Linked DNA regions of Homo sapiens: region 2 is linked to region 1. Evidence: chromatin loops called from intact Hi-C (ENCODE). Cell type or tissue: OCI-LY7. All regions are shown on one strand. Links, peaks and the distances in the headings refer to the core of each region. The heading gives the core; the rest is flanking DNA.

Evidence for each region. Hi-C counts contacts between places; a loop is a spot of excess contacts. Peaks named below come from ENCODE experiments on the same cell type or tissue, not always from the same donor. Only the 100,000 strongest peaks of a DNase experiment are listed, where the experiment ranks them.
Region 2: it touches region 1 in a loop (5-fold over the local background); 4 of 110 quality-filtered maps call a loop at or near these places.

The regions. Positions count from the first base shown.
Region 1 is chr11:124,832,413-124,842,812 of GRCh38, reverse strand. It overlaps MSANTD2-AS1 (MSANTD2 antisense RNA 1), which reads right to left. Exons shown (of 5, transcript NR_103862.1): 5 at 8,326-9,927. Among named protein-coding and RNA genes, the nearest start is that of ROBO3, 28 kb to the left of the region's middle. RefSeq lists an enhancer at 1-220. In OCI-LY7, for the core only: CTCF peaks have their summits at 4,979, 5,182 and 5,614 (motif pointing right); DNase peaks (open chromatin) are centred at 5,152 and 5,672; H3K4me3 peaks cover 1,498 bases; H3K27ac peaks cover 1,363 bases.
Region 2 is chr11:125,136,821-125,147,220 of GRCh38, reverse strand. No RefSeq gene overlaps it. Among named protein-coding and RNA genes, the nearest start is that of PKNOX2-DT, 23 kb to the left of the region's middle. RefSeq lists an enhancer at 4,874-5,430. In OCI-LY7, for the core only: CTCF peaks have their summits at 5,105 and 5,305 (motif pointing right); a DNase peak (open chromatin) is centred at 5,350.

The DNA of each region.
Region 1 (10,400 bases), core at 850-8,849:
ATTGACTAACCAAATCCTTACTGGCCTGCACCTACTTTGTGCATTGGGAACATGGTTGGGAACATGATTTAGGAGATGGAGATACAGACATAGCCCCTGTCAGGCATCAGGAAGCTTCCACACCGGCCAGGAGGGAAACAAGTGAAAAAGCAAACCAAACAAAGAGCAAAACCACCCATCAGTGGCAAGGTCCTCATCTTAAAGTGAGCCAGAATGCTGTGGAAGTGCGGAGTAGGACATGGAATGCAGTCAAGGCTTGCCAAGAAGGCCTTTCCTAAGATCAAAGCCTGGAGTGGGACTTAAGCTAGAAGTGGAAGCCAGCCAGGGAAGCAGTGGATGTTTAAAGGAGTAAACAGCAAATACAGAGAGGACATAACATAGACAAAACTGTGTGCACAGAGCCCTGTGGCTATTCCGTCCAGCTGGAGGACGGAGTTGTGACAAGGAGACAGCATGAGGTAAGGAGCTAGCCATGGCAGAGCCCAGGACATGAGGAGCCTTGTGTGCTGTGCTAATGTTGACTTCGATGTAACCTAAAGGCAATGAGCAGTTAGTGACGGATTTTAAAGCCAGAGAGTGACATGGTTAGACATATGTTTTGGAAAACCTCATTGCGAGTGAGGAGGATGAGTTGGAGGAGGACAGGAATGGAGGAAGGGAGGCTAATTAGCAGGCTAGGTGGCTGATTGGATGTGGGAGGCAAAAGAGGGAGTGGAGTTTGGAATATTCCCAAGTTTCCTCTGCAAGGTGTGTTTGCAAATGGGGAGGAAGGTTATCTTGAAGTGGTCCCAGGTCTCTGGCTCAGCTCAACTTGCAGGTAAGGCAGAAACCAGCTGGTCTTCCCTGTTTGCTTTACCCTCGTCTTGGTAGGCAGCCAGGAGACTTGTCTTCCAGTCTCAGGAAGGTAAGCTACTTCATCAGCTCTCTCATCTATAAGGTGAGAGACTTGGATTGGATCTGCTTTACAGACTTACTCCTGCAGGGCAGGGGGTCCAGGGTCTAAGAAGATCAAAGCATGCCAAGGCAAGAATGAATGCCTACTGAAGGAGGCAGTGCCCCTCAGCCAAAGTCTGCTCTAGTCTTGCTGGAAAAGGACTCAAGGTTGCCAGATATTCTACAACGGAAGCCAGAGGTCAATGTTTTTAATATGACATCTTCTAATTTTAAAATGCCCAATCAAAATATACTTGGTTTGAAACACATGAGATATATTTAAATCCATTTGTTCATAAGTGATTTAAAAAAAATCGTTGGTCACCATTAGGGGAATCTGAGGAATCACCTCATTATTTTGATAAATAATAAGGGAAAGAATCAAGCATTTATCCTGCCTTTCCTATTTGACGTGTACCTCTGCATAAACAAATCATTGATGACAGATTCTCTTTAGAGAAGTATTCAAGCTCATAAATGAAGAGTGAATCATAGAACTAGAATGTCACAACTTGGCAATCCCTAATGAAATAATGGGTCTAGACAATGGTCATCACTGACAAGCAGACATTACTTTGGATCGAATTAAACTATGGTCTATGAATTATTCTTTAAAAAATCCAGCATTAATTGATCAAGCCTCTATATCTAACAACCAATTTACAGGAAATGTAGAGGTAGAAGAACATGTTAAATGGCACCATGGGGATACATTTAACAAAATCCAGACTGTGGAAAATTCTACAGAACAAATGATCTGGTTTATTTAACAAATAAATTTCCAGGAAAAAAAGAGATTAACTGGGGGATTATCCGATTAAAGGAGAGAATGCACTGTGGAGATTCATTTGGATCCCAATTTGAACAATAAAGAAAAATAAGACAATTGGGGAAGTTTGAACATTGACTATATATTTGAGGACAAGGAATTATTGTTTTAGGTGTGATATTGATATTATTATGCTATTTAAAAGAATTCTTATCTTTTAGGACTACTTTTTAGTACTTAAAGAAGAAATGATAGGATTTCTGAGATTTGCTTCAAATTCTGGAGGAGAGTGGGAGAATAGATGAAGGAAGATTGCCTTTGAATAGATTAAGTGCTGGCTGAAACTGGGTGGTGGGACTATGGGGGTTTATTATAGCATTCTCACTAATTTATATATATTTATGATCCACAATATGCTATTATTCATGATGGAAAGTTTAAAAAACACTTTATGGACCAAAATGTGTTGGTGGCCTGGATTTGGTCCACAGGCTGCCAGACTGTGGCCTCTAAATCTGATGACACTTCAGCTTCCATCCAACTGTAAATTGCCCGTGAGTCCAAACCATCAGTGGTAGGACCCCTTACTACTAGACTTTGATTCCCCAAACCTTTTTCTGGTCCCTTGTCAGGTCCTTTCCCAGAGGTTCCCATCCCACAGGGAACGCGGTAGTGTGGCAGAGAGGAGCATTAAACAAAGCCATGACGACCAGCCAGAGTTCCCTGGGACGGAAGATACCAGAGGATTGGGGTGCTTAGGATTGGGGTGCTTGGAGCAGGGCGTCTGGAGCTGTCACAGACTAGCGCTGCTCCTCTATCCAATTCTCTAGCCTCCGTGTTGAAGATACACACTGCATCCGGCCAGACCCACTTTTTACCTGAGCATTCCAGAGCCCAGCCAAGGCAAAGACATCTACTACCCAGGAAAAAAATAATAATAAAAGGCTGAAGGCTCCCCTGCGGAGTTCGGGTTAGAGAAGAGGGTGGTCAGTCTCAGGGAGACAGAGCGATTGGGGCAGAGGAGGGGAGAGAGTGAAAGTCCCCTTGTCCGAAGGCACGTGAGAAGGACAGTGCAGCAGACGGGCACGGAGCTATTTCCGTGCGGTCTCTTGTCTTATTGCATGTCCCCCCGCCCCACGCAGTGAACTACCCTTCCCTTGGCACGTGTCTGCGGCGCTGGCTGCTCATTTAGAAACGAAGGGGCCAGCTCGCAGAGTGCATCGCGCGGGCGGCCGCAGAGGGGACGCACAATAGGCAATCAGCGGCCGCGGGGCGGGAGGGGAAGGCGCGGGGGCGCTGCCGGGGGCGCCCGTAGCCTGCGCGCTCCAAGGGCGCTTCCATCCCTCCCCAGCCCCGGGGCCTTTTATTGTTCGCTGGACCAGCTCCTGTTCGTCGGACTGGCGCTGGCGTGGGAGGTTTGGCGAGAGGCGGTCTAGGCCGTTGCCCAGCCCGGGATCCTGCGTGCAGGCGCGCCCTCCACTCGCCCGCGCTCCCACCCAGGTGTCCGCGTGCGGGGATTAGGCGGCCCGCCGGGCTCCCGCCTCCTCCATCAGCCGCTAATGGGCCGTCCTCGGCCTGGCCCCCGCGCCATTGTGTGCGCGTGGGGGTGACGCCGGGTCTCCGCGGCGCGGTGGAGGGTGACCGCGCGCCGCTGCCACCCCGCTTCACACCTGCTCCCCGCCCCCAGCCCCGGCCGCGCTTCGTGTTCCCTCCCTCCCCGCGGGAGGGGTCTCAGCTGGGGCTGCAGTTGGTAAAGAGGCCGTGGAGAGGCCGGCGGCGGCCCGAGGAGGAGCCATAAATTTGGAGCAGATGCGGCCTGACAGTCACCCAGCCCGGGGAGGTGGGGGAGGGCTCTACGCCCCTCCCAGGCCGCGTCTTCTGGTTTGCAGCTGAGTTAGATGGATTCCAGGCCGAGGTGACCCGGGACTTTGGACACACGGAGCCTGTGCTCCTCACTCCCCCACCTCTGCCGGCCGCCCATTGTGTGCCCACGTGCAGGGAGAAGGAATAGGGGGCAGGGACATGTCTGCATTGGCTTATGATTTTCCCCCTAAAAAATGTCGTTTTCCAGCAGAGACTGTGACAAAGTCGGCCACCCTGGCTCTGAGCTGGCGCTTTTTGACAGCAGCCAGAGAAAAATATGGAAGATAGTAGAAGCAAGCTTCAGCTGTTCATTCTGCACTATTTTTTAAGTGCCTGTTTTGTGCTAGAAAGGTAAGGAGGCACAGGCATACAGGATGGGGAGATGGGAAAAGGTGGCGGAAAAAATACCAAGGACTAATACTTGCCATACTATAAGTATTGTGTGTACTGTAATTCTGCACATTAAATAGTATTTTCCTTTAGAAAGTGGCAGTTCCTCCAGCAGAGGAGGGAGCAGGGTGCAGTGTCTCGGGGGGTTGATGGAGTTCGCTCTCAATCCAGGTATCCCATCCACAAATATATGCGTGTCAGGGGTGCTTTCCGCGGATCTGGAAGGGAGTGAAAAGAGCTGGAGCTGCACCCAGGTGGGGTGGACACAGCCCTATTTATCTTATTTGCTCTGGGTACTGTAGGGATTCTTCTCTAGTGTCGCTTTAATTGAAGACTGAGTCTCCCATCTGAAGATCTTGTGACCAAGGGTGATTGGAGGGTCAGTGTCCACAAAGCTGGTGCTCAGTTGGCAAAAACCTCTGCCACCTCCCTTTGTGGCTGTTCTCTGCTCCCTCTAACACTCTGGGCTGGACTGGGTAACTAGATTGGCTTCTAGGACCCATTGCTTCTCCCCTTAGCTCCCACTCCGACAAGTCTCCCTGGTCTGTGCCCAGAGGATCACCCTAAGACTAGAGCAAGCTTGTGCAACCCACGGCCCATGGGCCGCATGCAGACCAGAACACCTTTGAATGCGGCCCAACACAAATTCATATATGTTCTTAAAACATGATGAGGTTTTTTGCAAAAAAAAAAATTTTTTAGCTAGTGTATTTTATGTGTGGCCCAAGACAATTCTTCTTCCAATGTGGCAGGGAAGCCGAAAGATTGGACACCCCTGGACTAGAGATTCACAGCTTGCATGAAAATCACCTGGAGGCCTTATTAACCCTGCCCTACAGTTTCTGATTCCTTTGATCTGGGGTACGGGCAGAGATATTGCATTTCTGAAAGTTTCCCAGGTGGTGACAGTGGTGATACTGGGGGCCACACTTTGAGAGTACTGGCCTACAAGGAAAGGAAAATAGGGGCAGGTGAAAAAAGGAAGGAGCTGAAGTCTTCAGTGCTGGAGGAGGTTACTGGAAGCTGAAGCTCTCCAGGGTACTTGGGTATCTTCACCCTCTGTGAGGGATCCATAGGCCAAATCCCCAAATAATTGTGGACATATTCCAGAATTCATATTCTAGTATTCGAGTGTGTGTGTGTGTGTGTGTGTGTGTGTGTGTTTCTGAAGACTTAGCACTCCCCCTAATGGCTTCAGATGATTCTGCACTCTCCTCAGCCTTTCAACGGGAAGCAAGAATTACTCTTATTTTCCCAGCCTAACTTGGTTATCCACTCCCATCTCTTTGTCACTGATGGAGCGGGGCATTGTCTTACACATTTGTTTACAAATTGAAGAGCATAGTTTTTTTTTACACAATAGTTTGTGTACTAATGAATGAATTAGTGCTATCTTTCCTCTTTAGGAGAACCTTGTTCTCCTAAAATCTACCTTAAGTCACATTTGAAGTGTTGTAGAACCACCTACCAGTGTTCTAAAACACTTCAAATGTGTTCATAGGGAATGAGTTCCAGATGGTTGCCTAAAAATTCTCCCCAAGGTGTCGGTGCCGTTGTCATCAGTTGGGAACTTTTGGCTGGCGGCAAGCACAACCCGAGTCAGAGGTTAAGGATGGATTTGCAAAGTGGAATTTTTAAGTGTGGTATATGGACAGATCAGATGAGAAAATCAAGTGGCATTTTATTTCTCACCACCAGGTGGCAGACCTAACCTCATTAATGAGAATCATCCCTAGACTTGAAGCCTGGCCTGAATTCTACTTTTTTCATATATGAGCCAGGGCAAAAGAGCTGTTTCTCTACTTAAATGACTCAGAAATTTGGGGTAGGGAGAACAATGCTTGAAAATATCTTTGTAGGCCGCGGTGGCTCACGCCTGTAATCCCAGCACTTTGGGAGGCCGAGGCGGGTGGATCACGAGGTCAGGAAATCGAGACCATCCTGGCTAACACGGTGAAACCCCGTCTCTACTAAAAATACAAAAAATTAGCCGGGTGTCGTGGCGGGCGCCTGTAGTCCCAGCTACTTGGCAGGCTGAGGCAGGAGAATGGCGTGAACCCGGGAGGCGGAGCTTTGCAGTGAGCCGAGATCGCGCCACTGCACTCCAGTCCGGGCAACAGAGCGAGACCCCGTCTCAAAAAAAAAAAAAAAAAAAAAGAAAATATCTTTGTAACTGCCGCCAATGTACTTGAGTAATCCCTTGAGCTTCCTGATCCGTGAGGAAGGGCTCGCTGATACTTTTTTTTCCTTCTGGAAAGAGGGAAAACATATGGATGTAACAAAATGGGTTACTTAAGAAAAATGTAAGCGATCTAACTTCTAACCAGAGGTTTCTGCCAGGGCATAAACACATGGCAGCCCTAAACAGCTTTGCAGGCACATGGCTTCCTTCACTTCCAGCCCGTCTGGCAGGCACCCTCTTAATTCCTACCAACTTAATTCCTACCACCCGAGTTCTTTGTTCTGTCGCCCATATTGAAGTTTCCTCAAACTAAAAATGAAAGCTTTATTATAATTCTGGAATCTACTCAGGGCCTTCTTAACTAAATTCTAACTTGCAGTATACGGACATGTAGTTGATCTCTCCTTTATCCCAAATGATCTTGACCCTCAGATCATAGTCAACGTATAAATTAAATTCAACCTAAATTATATAACTATAGCAAGGGTTACACACACACAGCAAGAATGCAGGACGGGCGCGGTGGCTCATGACTGTAATCTCAGCACTTTGGGAGGTCAAGGTTGGCGGATCACCTTAGATCAAGAGTTCAAGACCAGCCTGGCCAACATGGCAAAACTCCATCACTACTAAAAATATAAAACTTAGCCAGGTGTGGTGGCGTGTGCCTGTAGCCCCAGTTCTCAAGAGGCTGAGACACGAGAATCTGCTTGGGAACCTGGGAACCTTGAACCTGGAAGGCTGAGATTGTAGTGAGCCAAGACTGCACCACTGCACTCCAGCCTGGGCAACAGAGCGAGACTCTGTCTAGAAAAAATAATAATTATATATATATATATATCTTACAGGAGGGGTCAATGAATGTTTTGGGAGAAGGGCAGTGAAGATTTCTGTTCTACACACCTTTCTCATCTCAGGGCTATATTACAGCAGATTCTGACAGTATAGTAGCTTTCTTCACAATGTCAAGATCAGAGCAGATCTATACCTTACATAGAAGACAGAAAATTGACTATACCAACATCAGGTCCTCCAGCATAGGTGGGACATTACCTTTTCAGCCTGCAGGGCTTAGTACTTCTTTCAGCTGATCGGCTTCAGGCCTCTTCCTCATTTTGGAAAGGGCAAATCTCAGGTGCACACTGAAAATCTTAGACTAAGTAGCCTGGTACAGTGGCTCACGCCTGTAATCCCAGCACTTTGGGAGGCCGAGGAGGGTGGATCACGAGGTCAAGAGATCGAGAACATCCTGGCCAACATGGTGAAACCCTGTCTCTACTAAAAATACAAAAATTAGCCAGGCGTGGTGACATGCACCTGTACTCCCAGCTATTCGGGAGGCTGAGGCAGGAGAATCGCTTGAACCCAGGAGGCGGAAGCTGCAGTGAGCCAAGATCATGCCACTGCACTCCAGCCTGACGGCAGAGCCAGACTCCGTCTCACAAAAAAAAAAAAAGAAAATCTTAGACTAAGTAAAACCCTCCAGCCCAGAGTGCTTCTCTGCATTGGGCAATTCACTCTCACTGCCAGAGCTCCCTTATACACTTTAAATGCTTATAAATACACTAACAGACAGAGCCTATGGGAAACAATATAAGAGGATTGGATAGTAAGTATTTGGTTTTTTCTATGTAGTTTGTTAACAGAATCAGTCAAAATATATTTATGGAATGCCCACAGGCTACATAGCATGGTACTTCACCCTTCATTGAAAATCCATTAAAACAATTACTGGGTCATGCCTGGAAACTTTTTTCACAAAGGAATTTTCTTTAGTTGCTGGGTTGACAGGAACTAATTTGAGATGCAAAACTAACAACCCCATTTGAACTAGCAAGCCCTTATGTAAACCACTACAAGTGATATGTTTGAATTTATTCGCACCTGTGCCTGTATATATGGACTTAAAAGCTAAAGATATCGTGGTATTAATATGCATATAAGGGAAGGAGAGTTTTAAAAGTTAGTGAATCATCTTCCACTAATGCTTGGTAAATGTTTACCAAGAAGGTTGTGCCCTGGTTATAGGCCGGTAATGACCACCAATAAATAAAACTGTTTTCACCTCTATAACAGTTATGGAATGTCATTCCTTCTTGCCTTTCATACCAGGAAAACTAGGCTGAAGAAAAAAATCACTTCTTTTTAATCAAGGCAAAAACAGACTCACCCAACCAAAAACCAACCCTTGGTATTTGAAATTAGTTTATTAACATAGGGAGATTTCATATTTTTTTATTGTTTTCTCCCACCACTAACTTTAAGACTTTAACAACCTTTATTAGAATACACACACAGCTATATATATATATTTGGTTCTGTCTTCTCTAAATCATTTGTTTAACAAGGAATTTTTTTACTTAAGGCACTGGTATAGAAAATGTACCCCATTTCTTGCATATCTTGCATGTTATGGGGTCTTGTTAAGTGTTTCCAAGTTTGGTGGAATCACCACCATTTCTACCCCTGGTCCATATTTTTAGTTCCAGATCTTCTCTGCAACCACTATCCCAGTCCAAAACCCTCTACTGTATTCGCTGTCTTCTTAGTGCGGAGGAGAAAGAAAGAGCAGGGTTGGGCAGAGGGTCTTATTCTGCCTTAAAAGAAGGTTATACTTTCTGTCAAAGGATAGAACTCTGACTGACTTAACGAAAAATACAGTAGTATAAGTTTAGACCCAAGGTCAGATAGTCCTGGGGCTAAAGCTCAGATCCATCACTTAGCAATTATGTGATTTGCTGCAAGTCACCTAACTTCTCTGAGCCAAGGCTGCCCTTCTCACTTGTAAAGTGAAGCTTAAATAAGATAATACATATGAAAGGCTGGGTGTGGCAGTTGCACCTTAGTCCTTGCACTTTGGGAAGCCAAGGCCTGTGGAGCCCTTGAGCTCAGGAGTTCAAGATCAGCCTAAGCAACATGGCAGTAAGCTGTCTCTACAAAAAATACAAAAATATGCTGGCTGTGGTGGCATGTGCCTGTATTCCTAGCTACTTGGGAGGCTGAGGTCAGGAGTTCAAGACTAGCCTGAGCAACATAGTAACAACCCGTCTCTACAAAAAATACAAATATGCTGGTCATGGTAGTGCATGCCTGTAATCCCAGCTATTCAGGAGGCTGAGGTGGGAGGATCGCTTAAGCCCTGCAGATTGAGGCTACAGTGAGCTGTGTTAGTGCCACTGCACTCCAGCCTGGGAGATAGAGTGAGACCCTGTCTCAAAAAGAAAAAAAAAATGCACATGAAATGCTTAATGTCTGCCCTACTACAATGCATCAGAGAATAGAAGTTATTAGTATCTACCGGACCCAAACCTCTGTGAGAATAGAAGCTTGCTTCACTTCTGTTGCTTTGGGCAAAACTTCACCTGTGATCAAGAGAGTATGTGTGTGTGATACTGTGAAATATATATTTGGTCTTCTCCTGTCTCCTGACATATAGCTTCCCAAACCCTTGGAATCTCTAAAGCAACAGGAGTCTTTTGTATGCTAATGAGGTAAATGGTGGCCCAGCCATGATTAGAGGGCTGGGACTTTCAGCCCCACCCTCCAACCTCTGGGGAAGGGAAAGGATCTGAAGTTTGGGTTGGTCACCAGTGGTCAATGATATAATTATTCATGCCTACATAATGAAGCTTCCATGAAAACCCAAAAGGACAGAGTCTGGGGAGCTTCCAGATAGCTGAACACATGGAGGTGCCTGGAGGGTGGTGCCCTGGAGAGGGCATGGGAGCTCCGCACCCCTTCCCTGTGCATCTCTTCCAGCTGGCTCTTGATCTGTGTCCTTTGTAACATCCTTGTAATAAATGGGTAAGTGTAAGTAAAGTGTTTCCCTGAGGTCTATGAGTCACTCTAGCAAATTAATCAAACCCAAGGTGAGGGCCCTGAAAACCTCAATTTATAGTTGCTTGGTCAGAAGCACAGGTTACAGCCTGTGGTTATGACTGGCGTTTGAAGTGGGGCAGCCTTGTGGGACTGAGCCCGCAGCCTGTGGGATGTGACTGAGCCTGTCTCCAGGTGGAAGGTGTTAGAATTGAATTGGAGGATGCACAGCTGGTATCTGCTGGAGTTAGAATTGGAGGACGCATAGCTGGTATCTTCAGTTTTTTTTTTCTTGCCTCTTTAGTATGCATGTGCAAATACAACCGAAAACTCATTGATAGCTAAGCACAGTGGCTAGCACCTGTAATCTCAACACTTCAGGAGACTGAAGCAGGAGGATTGCTTGAGGCTAGGAGATTGAGACCAACCTGAGCAACACAGAGGGAG
Region 2 (10,400 bases), core at 1,458-9,457, 300 kb before region 1:
CAGGGGAGGGAGGGGGTATAAGGAAAGTCACCTTTCCCTGGGACCACAAGGTCCTGTTTCTTGTGCCATAGCACTGCAATCACCAGGCAAGGCTGTTTCCCGTAAAGATCAATCAATGCTGCCCCCATCCCACGTTCCCACCCTTTCCTGCTCCTCGGCCTACAACTGCTATCGATTACAGCAGAGCAGGGAAGCAAATGCCAAAATATATCAATCAATCACCAAAGTGGTCAAGAGACTTTATTAAAACCACTATGCCTTCTTCTATTTTCCTGCCCCCCGCCCCAGCTTCCTCGGCCCAGTGGCCATTTCTTTTGGAAGGTTTCCAAGAACTTTGCAGACATGATCTGATGGCTGGTGGAATTTCCTCTATTTGGGGAAAATTTAGACCCAGAGAAGGAGCAAGAACAAGTCCCATAGTGAGAAGATGGAAACCAGGTGTGTGAAAATACGTGCAAGTGTCTGTGCAGTACATATATGAAAATGTGCAAGTATGTGTGTTTGTTTAAAGAAAAACCTAGAACTTAGTCACATTTCAGAAACATTTGGTAATTATCGCTGAAGTTTTTACAAATCAATTCCTTCTGGTCGCTTAATGTCCTTCACTAAGTGGTTTAGTTGTGAAATTTCACTTTATAATTGGGTTCATTTTAATGCAGAAAGAGGTAGATTTGCATAAGCAAATGACAAACAGTTAACAAAACCCATTAGCAGAGAGGCAGGACTCTAAAGAGCCACACACCTGGGTAGTCAGCTCAGAATCAAAGCCTGTGGCAAGGAAATCCCTGACCTCACCCAGACCAAATTCCAGGCCTCTAATGAGAGGGGAAGGAGGACACACATTTCAAGTGCCTTAACAGATTGCTTAGTCCTAGCAGACTAAGTTGCTAGGATGAGAGGAGACCCTCAGAGAGACAGTTTCATTTGCTTGTCAATGAAAAACCAAAGACTTTTCTTTCTTTTTTCTTTTTCTTTTTCTTTTCTTTTTTTTTTTTTTTTTTTTTTTTTTTTTTTTGAGATGGAGTCTCACTCTGTCACCCAGGCTGGAGTGCAATGGCGCGATCTTGGCTCACTGCAACCTCTGCCTCCCGGGTTCAAGTGATTCTTCTGCCTCAGCCTCCCCAGTAGCTGGAATTACAGGTGCCCGCCACCACGCCCAGCAAATTTTTGTGTTTTTAGTAGAGACGGGGTTTCACCATGTTGGCCAGGCTGGTCTCGAACTCCTGACCTCAGTGATCCTCCCACCTCGGCCTCCCAAAGTGCTGGGATTACAGGCATGAGCCACTACCCCCAGCCCAAAGACTTTTTTGTCTAAGGAAAGTCTGGACAAGGATTTTTTTTTAACCGGCAGTTTTATACAGCTATCTGACAACTCTTGGTCCAGATGAAAAAAGCATGGACTCAGAGTAGCGGGGGAGACAGAGAATCTGACTGCCAACTCTCATTCTGCCACGAACTAGCAAGGATCCTCATGCCTCAGTTTCCTCTTCTGTAAAAAGACAACCTAAAACTAGATTATGAGTTCTTATGTTTCCCAAACTCCTGCTGTCATCACAAGTAATTGACTCATTCATTCATTCACCCAACAGATATTTATTGCACCCTTGCTATGAGCAGGTTCTGTAGAAATTAGAGAATCATGAGGAGACAGGGTGAGGCCTCAGTGCTGGGGAACACATAGCCATAGACAAGGCCCTACCCTCGTGGAATTTATCTTCTAATGGGGTGTTATGGATTGAATTGCACCCCCCACCAAATTCATATGTTGAAACCTTAACCACTAATGTGACTGTATTTAGAGATAAGTCTTCTTTTTTTTTTTTTTTTTTTTTAAGATGGAGTTTCACTCTTGTTGCCCAGGCTGGAGTGCAATGGCGTGATCTCGGCCCACTGCAACCTCCACCTCCCTGGTTCAAGTGACTCTCCTGTCTCAGCCTCCCGAGTAGTTGGGATTACAGGCACCCGCCACCACACCCGGCTAATTTTGTGTTTTTAGTAGAGACGGGGTTTCACCAGGTTGGCCAGCCTGGTCTCAAACTCCTGACCTCAAGTGATCTGCCTGCCTCAGCCTCCCAAAGTGCTAGGATTACAGGTGTGAGCCACCGTGTCCTGCAGAGATAGGGTCTTTAAGGAAGTAATTAAGGTTAAAGTTACAAGGGTGGGGGTCTAATCCAATAGGACTGGTGTCCTTATAAAAAGAGAAAAAAACAGAGATTCCCTCCTCCTCATTCTGCCAACCTGTGCACAAAGAGGTCATGGGAGGGCATAGGGAGAAGGCAGCCACCTACAAGCCAAACAGAGAGGCTTCCCCGGAAACCAACCTTGCTAACACGTTGATCTTGAACATCCAGCCTCCAGAACTGTAAGAAAATAAATGTCTGTTGTTTAAGCCCCGCAGTCTGTGGCATTTTGCTACATAGCTGGAGCTGACAGATACAAGGGTAAGCAGGGAAGGGCACAGTGTTATGGGAGCGCAGATTAGGGCCGCCCCACCCAGGCTACAGGGGGATGGAAGGTTTTCCAGAGAACCTGCCATCCAAATATAGACCTGAAGGGAGGATTAACAGGTGCAAACAGGAGAGAGTACTCAGGGCAGGACGCCCACATGTGTGAAGACCCTGAGGGAAGAGGAGCAAGTTCTGTCAGAGGACCTGAACACGTTTCTTTATGGATGGAGCCTGGAGGGTGAGATGAAGAGGGGGTGGAATGAGGCTGAGGAGGTCGGGGGAGCCAGCGTGGCTGACATTTCATAAGCAAACACGCTGAAGATCCCAGAGAACAAGCTGCTCCACTTTTCGACACTTCGGACTCACCCCATTGATGCTTCTGATTCTGCTGGAAAAAATGCCAACTTGGGCTCTGCAGGTTCCAAGAAGTCGTGAGCTTTTCCCTGCCACCTGATTGGCTGCATCATTCCTCAGCATCACTGCGTGTGTTCCTTGTGGAAATGCTTCGCTTGTTCATCCATAAGCTCCCTCCTTACCTTTCAAAGCCTCTTCTGGGACTGCCTCTTCTGGTGCTTGCCTTCAGTTCTATAAAATTCCTTTGCTTTTCATTAATAATTGCTAGTGTTTATTGCGTTAGTTAATACTAACCATGTCCCAGGTGTTGTTTTAGGGGCTTTATGTGTATTAGCTCTTTTAATCCTCACGACAACACTATGAAGTAGATTCTATTAATTCTAGTTTATGGATGAGGAAACTGAAGCACAGAGAGATTAAATAGTCACTTGTCCAGGGCCGCTTGGCTAACAAATGGAGGAGGCAGGATTAAAACCCAGGCAGTTGGCTGGGGGCAGTGGTGCACGCCTGTGATCCCAGCACTTTGGGAGGCCGAGACTGCCTGATCTCAGAAGTTCGAGACCATCCTGGGCAACGTGGTGAAACCTCATCTCTACCAAAATACAAAAAATTAGCCAGGCGTGGTGGTGGGTGCCTGTAGTCTCAGCTACTTGGGAGGCTGAGGCAGGAGAATCGCTTGAACCTAGAAGGTGGAGGTTACAGTGAGCCAAGATTTCACCACAGCACTCCAGCCTAGGTGACAGAGGGAGGCCCTGTCTCAAAAAAAAAAAAAAAAAAAAAAACCCGGGCAGTCTAGCTTGGGTGTCTATGCTCTTAACCACTACGCTGTGCTGTCCAAAAAAAAAAAAAAAAAGATGGAAACTGAGGCTTGGCTAGGTTCTCCTGGCTAGGTGAAGCATGGGTGCCAGGACTAGAACTGAGGTCTTCCTGATCCCATGTTCTCTGCTGTTCACACTTAGCGGGGCTGCCTCTTGAGGGAAAGGAGGAGAAGCAGATGAGTTTGAGGACCACTCAGGAGGTAGACAAGCTAGGACTATCATGAGGGTAATCAAAGAATAAGGGATACAATAGGAAGCCAAGGGCAAAGCCAGGTTTCTAGGTCAACTGTGCAGCCAAACCTTCATCATCTTCTGCCACTTTATTTTATTTATTTATTTATTTATTTTGAGATGGAGTCTCGCTCTGTCACCCAGGCTGGAGTGCAGTGGTGCAATCTCGGCTTACTGCAACCTCAGCCTCCCAGGTTCAAGCAATTCTCCTGCCTCAGCCTCCTGAGTAGCTGGGACTACAGGTGCGTGCCACCACGCCCAGCTAATTTTTATGTTTTTAGTAGAGACGAGGTTTCACCATGTTAGCCAGGATGTTCTCGAGCTCCTGACCTCGTGATCCACCCGCCTCGGCCTCCCAACGTGCTGGGATTACAGGCGTGAGCCACCGCGCCCGGCCTGCCACTTTATTCTTTATTCATTCATTCTTTCGTTCATTTGACACATACTGTGTTTCAGGTGCTGGCTGGGAAAAGCAGGAATTGGGGAGCGGGTAGACACTGAGACTGGCCATGACACTCACCAGGCCTTACTCCTTCCCCTTGTCCATGGAGCTCAAGGACTTTGCATTCTAGGGGATGGGGTTGATAAATAAATTATTACAACGTGATTATAAGTATATCAATATATCTACATCTATCTGTCTACCTATCTACCTACCATCTACCTACCTATAAAAGGAGTACAAGGAAGACAGCCCATCTCTGACTAAAGAAGTCAGGGGGAGCCTCAATCTAGAGAGGGTACCACTGGAGCCAGTGCTGAAGGTTATGATGGGAATATCCTAGGAGAGTATCGGGGATCCTGGGAGCTTCCCTGGAAAGTCTGTGACTGATGCCTGAGCTCTTCAACCAGAGTCATCAAATTCAGATATTCACTCTGAAAGGAGCCTCAGAGGCCCTCTCTATCCACAGGTGAGCCGACTGAGCAGTGCCAGGCCTGGGGTGAAGCGGAATTTCAGGAAGCACCCCGTCTCCAGCCACACAGGCGCCAACCCGCCAGCACCACCCTGCAAGCAAGGCCTCACCCTGGTCTCAGGCACAGCTCTCTCCAAGGGTCACACAGCAAAGCCAACAGTGCCATGCAAGGACCCCTGCCGCCTGCACTCCAGTCTTCTGCGTTTTGTGATTATGGAGAGCAAGGGAAAGGGAGAAGGAAAAGAAGGGGAAGAGGAGTCAAGAAATGCACCGCAGTCTCCTGTTCCTACAACAGAAAAGACAGCTCTGAAACTCTATATCCACCCACTTCAAGTTCCCGCCTTCCTCAAGCTTTATGTTCAGAAATGAGGATCTCTTCCCCACAGAGCCCTTCCCTCCCCTCTTTCTACTACGTGCTCTTCCAATTCCACACCTTTTCAACATTTATTTCAGCTGCAGATTGTCTTTCAAAAGCTGGCGGGGCGAGCCCTGCAGAGCCCACCACCGCGGCCAGAGGGTTGTAGTTCTACAGTCAGCCAGCAGGGGGCAGGCCTGCTCCGAGTCTCCGTCCTGCCCCGACCATCCCAGCCCCCCAGCCCAGTCACAACTCCTTAGAGATGCAAATTGAGAGGCAGCCTTCCTAACCCGAGAGGGCTGCTAATTCTCTGACAGTATGCAGATTTCCATCTTGCCTTTGCCTGGGTTTATTTGTTTTACTTTGCAATAAATTTAATACAGACTCCCTGAAGCAGAGAGGCAGATGGACTATAAAGTGCATTTTGAGCAGCCTTAGTTACTAGGTTAGTGTGGGTTTTGATCCCTGCTTAAATTATATCTATGAAATTTGACATGGATTTGGGTCTGGGGTTTGCTGGCTCCTTGGTGCTCTGGAGCGGCTTTTAGAGCATTTACAAGGGTTGATTTGATTATTGGGGCTTTAATTTTTCACAGAGGCTAACGAGGAGGCTGGGAAGCCCGGCCGGGGCCTGGCAGGAAGATGGAAAAGCTGGGATAAGTTGGGTTTCTACCTGCCCCAGTGTTCACGGTATCGAAATCGTTTTCTCATGTCCCTCGAGGGGCCCTAAGTCACTCTCACCAAAGAGCTGCATGCGGAAACCTGTTCTGATTCCCGGGGTAGTAGTGCAGCAAGGAGCTAGCTCAGATTCTACGAAAAAAGTCAGACGCACATATGGGACAGACATAACTAAAACATCTATAAAGAAACATTAACAAGAATGGTACAGATCAGCATTGTATAACAATGTAAATTGGATGTGAGGGGACTTGGCAGAAGGACAAAAGTCAACACACTCCTGTTAACCCCTTTGCCTTGTGCCAGAGTGTGCGGCCTCCCACTTCCCTACTTCCTTCCAGCAGATCCCTGAAGAAAGGAGGCAGAAGGAACTAGGAATGGGATGAGTTGGGTTCTTGCCCTGGCTCCACCGATTACTTCTTTGTTCAGATATTTGGTGAATATATTTAATTTCTGCAAGCTTCAGTTTCCCTCTGCACAGCTGGAATTTCATTATCATGAGGACCCAGTAAGAGATCTTCAGGAAGAATGTGTGTAGGCTGTAAAGGACCGGACCATAAAAAGTGAGTACATGGACAGATGTCATTCCCCGGTTGTGAAATGGTCATTGATGGATTAGGGTAGCAAGGCTTCAAGGCCAGAGAGGAGCTATTAATGGAATTTCCAAAGCCAGTCCATGAGGCAACATTGGTGGAATGAGTTGGGTTTCACAAACTAGCCAAGGTGTGAGACGGCCAGCTTTCTCACTGGTGGTGAGTTCTGTTCACCTGTGTGCGAAGCCTGCCTGCCAGCAGAGGACACCCTGAGAAGGTTCCAGCAGCAGCAGCAGCAGCAGCAGACGCCGAGGATTGTCCTGCAGAGCCCTGAGGGCTTGGCCACCCTGGCTGTGGGAGACTGGCAGGGGCTGGTGCTGCAGATTCATCTTCTCCCGCGTGAACCCGAGTGCAGGCAGAGCTCGGAGACAGAGGAGGGAGGGGAGGGAGGGCCCCTTGGCAAGAACCCAACTCATCCCATTCCTAGTTCCTTCCGCCTCTTTTCTTCAGGGGTCTGCTGAAAGGAAGTAGGGAAGTGGGAGGCCCGTCCCTCCTGCCTCCCTCCTCTGCATCTTCACATCTCTTAGGCCAGAGACTGGAGCAGGAAAGGGAGTTTGAGGGGGAACTAAGAGGAATGTGTTTGAAGAGCCAAGAAGAGCAAAGATTTGGGAGCCACCAGAGAAAAGGGGTAGAGAGTAGAAAGAGGCAGGTCGGGGAGAAAGGAAGGAACCATCACACATTGATATTTACTCCTGAAACTTTGAAGAGGATTGTGAACTGCTGGGGGAAGGGGAGAGAAATGAGAGAAGAGAAAGGAAATAACCAGCTCCACATGAAGGAGGGGGTGGGGTACAGGGGAGGTGGAGGCTGAGATTAAATGGAAATGAGGGGCTTGGTCACCATGGAGAAAGAAGCTGGAAGCTTTGGCAGCAGTTTGTCTATTAGGAGGAAAGGCAGGGATCAAAGAAGCTGTGGTGTGTCTATACACACAACCGGATTGGAAAATAACTAGCTGAATTCTGCCCAAAGCAGGGGGGGAGGGGGAAGGGAGTGAAAACTGGTTGAATTCTTTCCCAAATAACAATGGTTCTCCCCACGCTCGTTTCTCCCTTCTATCTGTTCCTCTGTCGCCTTAGGAACACACTACACTGAAACTGTTGGGTTGTGAAGATTTTGTTAAATTAAATTTGGTGACTTCCCCTCCGCCCCAGTGACCTGTGTGTTCAAGGGAATGGAAACCCTACATCCTGTCCCGGACAGAGGAAGGGAGATGGTAGCTGTGGTGGGGAAGGAGGGCGAAAGGAGGGACGCAGCAGTGAGGGTAAACCAGCCGATGCCTTGGTCTTCACGGGACCCTCTGAAGGAGAATGAAGAAATCCAGAAGCAGTGGCCACCGGCCAAAAGAATGGCCACACAGCCTCTCCAGAACCACAGCGGGGCTGCACTGGGACCCATGCTGGGTCTCTGCCTGACCCTGGGCTTTTCAGAGAGCCCACAAAGGCTTTTCTCCAGGAACACCCTCCCTGTTCCAGACCACATGGCAGGTGAGCAGGCGGGCCAAGGGACAGCTGTCTGGGTAAAGGTGGGGTGGAGTGTGGAAAGATCTGAGACCAAGGCCCACAGGCTCCTCAAACACAGAACAGCGCTGGGGCCAAGAACTGGAGTGGGGCGGGGGGCCTGAGGCCAGGGCCTCCACGTGGACCCTTCCCCTAACCTGTAAGTATCAGCAGCGGGGTGCAGCGGGGGGCCTGAGGCCAGGGCCTCCACGTGGACCCTTCCCCTAACCTGTAAGCATCAGCAGCAGTGCTGAGCAGGGGGGAGTCTGGCTTCCCGGCTGGAGGCAAGGAGACTGAAGGAAGAAGGAATCAAGGTTGCTGAAGGTTAGAGGCTTCAAGGGAAAATGGAGCAGGGGGCAAGCCTCTGACTCTGAGTGTGTGTGAAGAGCAGGGTGGAGAGGAACAGAGCCATACATCTGTCTCTTGCGATCTTCGGGATACACTACGCTAACATTTTGAAAATCATTCATCATTTATCTGAAATTCAAGTTTGACTGGCTAGCATGTATTTTGTCTGGCATCCCTATCCCTGGGTCCAAGGGATTGGGGTGATAACCACAAGGCTTATGTCACAAATTGGGTGAGGCCAGGGAACCCTTATAGACCTCAGAGGTTGGTGACTTACAACATACCATGGAGCTTTACCCATGCCCAGGTCCGATCAGTGTGTCCCAACTGTAGCTGGGGTTAGGAGAGCAGTGTCGTTTGCAGGCACGCTGGGCCATGGGGGAGCTTGGCCAAAACTTCATCTCTGCCAGTGCCTTTAGGAGTGAACCAGAATCCGGCAAGATCAGAGCGACTCCCCCAGAGGAAAAACTGCCTTTTTTCTACATCCACGCGAGTCTTGGAGGCTAGCGAGGCCTAAACTAAACCAATAAGAATGTTCTCCCTGGGGAGAGCAGCTTGCCTCAGTCCTTCTGAGGAGTGTAACTAACACTGTTCTCCAGTCCTTCCCCATTCAGACAACTCTGAACAATACTTCCCTAACCTAAAACTCTCCTCCTGCAGCGGATGCTCTTTCAAATTCTATTCAGAATCCAGCCTCTAAGATGCTACATTCCAAGAGGAAAGAAAATAAATACATACATAAATCAATAATAATCCTACATTAATTTCAAACTCAGTTATGAACACAGAAGCAAAAAAAATCAATGGTGGCCGAATGAAAAAGGGCAGACTGAAAGGGTTTCTTAATCCAGAAAACTTTTATAATGATATGACACATAATAGAGAACAAAATAAAATTAAAACAATAAAAAAAAGGTACACCCAGCAAGCAGTGTCCTGTTAAATAATTGGATGAGATTCATCAGAGTAGCAACTGGCGCTGAGCGTTTTTTAATTTTCTCCCTGCTGGAGCCTCTCCTCTCACAGTATCAACAAATAGATTAACTACTTGTCAGAGACGAGGCCTTCACACAGCAAAATTGAATTCTTCAGTATTTATCTTCCCCCTTTACACCCCCTGCCCAAAGAGGAATATCTGATCACTTTTTAAAAAAAGATCCCAAATCTAGAAATGATTAATTCTGTCCCATGATGCAAAGGGTTAATTCCACCATGGTTCATGAAGGAAAGCCAGGTTTAATAAGAATTGCTAATTGCCTTTTCCTTAGGAAGGAATGAACTTTGAAAGGGCAAAAGACAGAGGCAGCTTCACCCCTTCAATGATGTATCTGTGGCAAGGGCAGGCCCACCGGTGTCACGGTGTTTTAGAGAAACGAAGGTTCTGCAGGAGTTGGACTAGGGAGGAATGGCGAGCCCACGGAGGCACAGCCTGCCACAGAGCAGCCATGGCCACAGGCCCATCCACAGCAATGCTTTCATTTCAGGAAAACAACGTAATGGTTCAAATTGGACTAATATGGTTACCTTAAAAATTTTTTGCTTTAGAATTTTGTTAGTATTCAATTAATTCTTAGTTATAATGGAGCTACAAACATTGGGAAGTTATACCTATTTTTGGTTTGTACTTTTTGGGTTACACTATGATATAAATAATGTAGGTCAATATTAGATGTCTGGGGAAATATTCTTCCTTTTTTAAAAACGATGTGAACGTTAATCAAATATGAGAAACAATCGGAGGCTGGAAGAACTCAGCCAGAAGGTCCGAATGCCCAGGGGACTAATCCTCACATAATTCACTAGGTAACATGGGCAAGGCTGTGACTTATTCAGTGTCAATTTGAAAACAGGGATTATAGCCCTGTCATAGTGGCTCACATTTGTCATCCCAGCACTTTGGGAGGCTGAGGCAGGTGGATCATTTGAGGCCAGGTGTTTGGGACAAGCTTGGCCAACACGACAAAACCCCATCTCTACTAAAAATACAAAAATTAGCCAAGCATGGTGGCCAGTGCCTATAGTCCCAGCTATTCAAGAGGCTGAGGCAGGAGAATCACTTGAACCCCGAAGGTGGAGGTTACAGTGAGCCGAGGTCACGCCATTGCACTCCAGCCTGGGCGACAGAGCAAGACCCTGTCTTAAAAAAAAAAAAAAATTAGTTTTGAA